Regions from separate parts of the Mus musculus genome. Here region 1 is linked to region 2. A link is a loop called in an ENCODE intact Hi-C map of the cell type or tissue named here. Cell type or tissue: left cerebral cortex. All regions are shown on one strand.

Region 1 (2,500 bases), 110 kb before region 2:
TTAAATAAAATAAGACATGATGAAACAGGCCATATCCCAGTTTCATGAGTGGGTGAGACAGAAAAATCCCCAGTTGAAAGCTTCCCTGGGTTATGTGACTAGCCTGGGTCAAGCAGCATATTGAGACCAAATCTCAAAATAGAAAAGAAAAATCAAGTCCAGGCTGGTTGTTATAACCTATTGGTTAAACATTAATCTATTACTTAAGTTTAATATTTCAATAACTCAAAAAAGAAAAATAAAATAAATAATAAATGCAAGAAGAGAAGTCAATGATCTGTTGCCTTTTTTGTCAGATAGTGTAAGGATCCAATGAGAAGGCTACAGCCGTATTGATATGGGGCCACGTGTCTGTTGTTACTGTATTTGGAAGGCTGACACAAAAAGATTGCTGTAAACCCAGTGCCACACTGTAAATCAAGGCCATAGAAATCCTATCACAGGAAAGAAAAGAACAGAGAACAGAATCTGTTGTAATGCACCTATTCTCTGATATACTTGCTCTGCCTTTATTCACAACCTTTCTTCATTCCTTTGTGCTTATCTCTAAGACCTTGCATCTATGTTTTCCCTGATTTTCAAACCAAGATCAAATAACAAAAAAACCTAATATTTGGAAAAAATACTGACCAATTTTATTAGTATTTTACATATATTTGATCTCAAAATGTCTCCATAGATTATTTTCTCTTTTTCCTTTGAGGATAGAGACAGAATCTGCCATTCTTACAAAGGGTTGTGCAGCACTTCACAGAATCAACAAGTCCTAGCTAGGAAAACACAGTCAACATCTGCTTTTCCTAAGAAAAGTCATAAGGACAGACAAGAGCTTGTTTAGAGTGAAAGTGGAGAAACAAAAACTAAAATTGTTCTTAAAAACTGCTTAAGCAATAGCATCAAGACCAGGGAAGAGGCTTTATAAAAACCTTCATGTAAAGATTCCTTTCCAAATAAAGCTTGTCTAAATTTAAGAATTGGCTGCAAAAGAATAACTAGTAGTATCTCAGAAAGCTGCTCCATATGTTCTCTGCTACATCCTGAAAGCCCAGGAAAAAAGATCTCTGGGATCGACTATTGAGGTCCCCATCAGTGGTAAAAGTGCTGATGTTCCATACAGAGCCAAGGCAGTGCATAGAAGTAAACAATGGAATAAACCAGAAATCATTCTCCCACATCTCCCTAGTCTGGGAAGGGCAGCAATCTTTAAGCAACAATTAGACATCAGCAAAACTGATGGCAGCAATCACAGGAGCAGTTGAAACCACATCCCAAGTACAGTGGATGCAAAAATAGGGAGCAAAAGAGTCAGTTATCCAGAGCACAAGAGCTGCCATTGGCGCCTTCCAGGTGGGAGGAATTGCTTCAACATGACCTTACCATTGCCAAGATGGAGGCCCAGAGAGACCATGTTCTTTGTTGAGCATCCATAAGGATCACAACAGCCACTGCACATTGAATACCAAATAGAATTATCTGAATGTTCTGAAGCACAACAACCCAGGATTAAGGACTCGCAATTATGCACATAAGACGCAATATTAAGTTCATATGAATTGGCTGTTATGGCCAAATGTTTAAGAAACGTGTCCAACCATCTAGTGATTGCCATATGCAGGGATCCATCCCATAATCAGCTTCCAAATGCTGACACCATTGCATACACTAGCAAGATTTTGCTGAAAGGACCCAGATATAGCTCTCTCTTGTGAGACTATGCCGGGGCCTAGAAAACACAGAAGTGGATGATCACAGTCAGCTATTGGATGGGTCACACGGCCCCCAATGGAGGAGCTAGAGAAATTACCCAAGGAGCTATAGGGAACTGCAACCCTATAGGTGGAACAACAATATGAACTAACCAGTTACCCCGGAGCTCTTGTCTCTAGCTGCATATGTATCAAAAGATGGCCTAGTCGGCCATCACTGCAAAGAGAGGCCCATTGGACTTGCAAACTTTATATGCCCCAGTACAGGGGAACGCCAGGGCCAAAAAGGGGGAGTGGGTGGGTAGGGGATTGGGGGGGGTGGGTATGGGGGACCTTTGGGATAGCATTGAAAATGTAAACGAGGAAAATACCTAAGAAAAAAGAAAAAAGAAAAAGAAACGTGTCCAAGTTTACAAGAGAGAGTAAACATCAAATCTGATCACTCTGACCACAAAGTCTTAACATTCAGCCACTATATTGCCCCAGGTGAGTTTGCAAAGCTGAGAGCTAGACAGGTAAATTTGTCATGGACTTGAAATCAATTACAAAATCAGAAGGAAATAGTGATATAAAACCAAAAGAAAATCAAGACATAAAATGGAAAATAATAAAGGAGAGAAAGGAGGAACAAACTGGAGCACCCACCTTTCTGTGGGGGAACCTAGAGAGGCACATTTTGCTGAACAGGAGGAAACAGTCAGTGTCTCGTGGGCTTCATTGATAAGCCAGTCTTTTGATGCAGAACAGATAAACTTGGAAGGTGGAGAAGAATGAGAATCAATTATACCGGGATT
Region 2 (2,500 bases):
TATCAAACCTATACCTGGGATTTGACTCCAAATAAACCTCTGATTATTGATGTAGTGTTTTGATCATTGTTGTTACAGCTATGCTTTCAAAATTCAGATGATTATTGCTCTTGTTTAGTTTTGTTTGTTTTATTTTGTTTTGTACTCCTTTTCTCCATTTGAACCTTTAACCCTTCAGCCTCAAAGAGCAACTACAGCCTGAAAGTAGAATATCTGAGGTCAGTTTCAGCCATAAAACAAACACATCATGTGAGTCCTAATGTTCAACATTTGTTCTAGAAGAACTGTCTTAAAATTCAGTATTCTATCTTTCATATTTCTATATTAGCTACAAAATCACCGAGCTATTATACTATTAACTATCTGTGGTTTTTAACACCATATTATCTCTGAGGTTTTTAGTTTAATAATATCAGTTCTTAGATTATCTACATTAAGCTCTTTATTTTTGCAGTAATAGTCATCTTTAGCAGACATTTATAAATTTTAATATGAGAGTCTTCAAAGAAATTAATATTCTAGTGAGTAACTCTAAGAAGTAAAGAAGAAAAATTCCTTCAATGTTCAAAGCTAAATAGTAAACACAAGTTTGAGTTTCAATGTTTAATTTTAGGTTTTATAATTTGATTTTTCTATTTGAGATTACTTCTTGTTATTTAGGTCATCTACCAATATTGGTAAATGTTCATTTCTTTGGTAAATGATTGCTTCTTTCAAGACAGAGAGACAGAAAATGAATTACATTAAATTCATATCGATTCATATATATATACTTGTATCTAGAATAAACTTCAATATAAGTTGCATAATACCAAGATGTTCTTTTTACTTTGAGAATTACATGCTAGGTATCATATGTACTAAATGCAGTATAATGAACCAAAAGCTTGATAGTGTTAACTCTGCTAGCTAAATAATGCATAATCTCAATAAAGAACTAGCTAAAGTTCCCAAAAGTTCTAATTCATGATTTACTTGGTAAGATTGTGAATTGGGAAGTGAAATGGGATAGAAAATGCAAGAGGTCTTAATATAAATATTAAAGATCTAGAAGAAGAATCGTCATATTCCCAAATTAAATTTCTTAAAAGCAGAATTGCTATTGCCCTTTTTCAAGCCTTTTGTTTCACAGTTTAATTCAACAGAACATTCTGACTCATGTGCATGCTATAAAAAGCTTTGGCCTCAAGCCCATCACTTCACACAGCCATGCAAATAATAAGCAACTCAAGCCTATGTCCTACAGAAAGCCTCCCAAGCAAGCTGATGCAGGAGCCTGAGTATCAGAAGAGGTTTGGAGGAGGGATAACTAAAAATGCTGAGTACCTGCCCAAAGATAAGAGTAGGCAATAGCCACGGGCCAAGAGGAGAGGGTGGAGTAAGAGAATCTGAGAACATACGGTAATTAAATGTTTTTTTCAAGAGGAAAGTAAATCATGTGCGATATATCTGGTTGATGAGAAAGCACACAAATTTTGGAGACAAAATTATTTGAATTATTGTCTGGATTTCAAAAATTGTTAGCTACATGACCTTGGCCAGTATATGTAAGACTCCACAGCCCCAACCTCAGCTCATACTTTCTTGTCTCTAAAATGAAAAGCAACCTTGACATGTCCTCATGAGAATGTATGTTCATGGAAGAACCTGGTAAAGCGTCAACACATGGCACTCAATAGAATACCATACCTTCCCTCCCATCTTTCCTGAGTCTTACATTAAGTTAGGTTTTTGTTACTATGCAGCTGCTATGCTGTCTCCCAAGCAATTTGTACTTTTCAGTTTATGTAATCATTATGCCCACTATATATATATTATATATTATATATATAGCTATATAACCACAACCACGTCAAAGAGAAACTGCAGGAGGATTTGTCATGGGTTGTTTGACTTACTTTGATATATTTTTAATTTATTGAAAGTTGTTTTTAGAAACATGTTTGTGTTTCAACTTTCAAGTCATTCTCTTATTTTAACAACTATGACAGAGAGAGAGAGAGAGAGAGAGAGAGAGAGAGAGAGAGAGAGAGAGAGAGACCAAACTGGAATTATCCAGAAAGAGCTGCCCTATCTCTTATCTTTCTAGATTCAAAACTTCTAAATCCATAGGAAAGCTTTGTGATTATGTCTAGGAGTTCTCAGAGATACTGTTGACTCAGTAAAGTTAGGGCAGTCCAATCCTATACTAGAACAAAATCACACTGGCAGTTTGACCTTTTGAATGCCCTCAGACTAACCTCTAGATGTTACAATGTAAGACTTACCCTTAGTAAGGACATTCATCTAAGATGCTGTTTCTTTCAAGAGTAGAACATTCAGAAGATTAAAAACAGGAGGGAGAACAAAATCAAGTAGCAAAGCTTCATTAAAGGCCTTACCCAGTTAATTTTAAAGCATCACTAACAATGCAAGCAAACCATAATGAAGTTCACATCTACCATCGAGACTGACACACTGTCAAAGAAAGAAGTGAGGAAAAAGAACAAGAGAAAGAGGA

What was found. Hi-C counts contacts between places; a loop is a spot of excess contacts. Peaks named below come from ENCODE experiments on the same cell type or tissue, not always from the same donor. Only the 100,000 strongest peaks of a DNase experiment are listed, where the experiment ranks them.
Region 1: a loop joins it to region 2, with 3 times the contacts of the local background. A loop is called at or near these places in 3 of 42 quality-filtered maps.

Annotation. Positions count from the first base shown.
Region 1 is chr3:17,666,209-17,668,708 of GRCm38, forward strand. All of the region lies in intron 2 of Gm30340 (a long non-coding RNA gene), which reads right to left. Among named protein-coding and RNA genes, the nearest start is that of Gm30340, 120 kb to the right of the region's middle. In left cerebral cortex, no CTCF peak of the experiment used is centred here; DNase peaks (open chromatin) are centred at 1,081 and 1,494; H3K27ac peaks cover 866 bases.
Region 2 is chr3:17,778,133-17,780,632 of GRCm38, forward strand. All of the region lies in intron 2 of Gm30340 (a long non-coding RNA gene), which reads right to left. Among named protein-coding and RNA genes, the nearest start is that of Gm30340, 6.6 kb to the right of the region's middle. In left cerebral cortex, no CTCF peak of the experiment used is centred here; a DNase peak (open chromatin) is centred at 1,211; H3K27ac peaks cover 999 bases.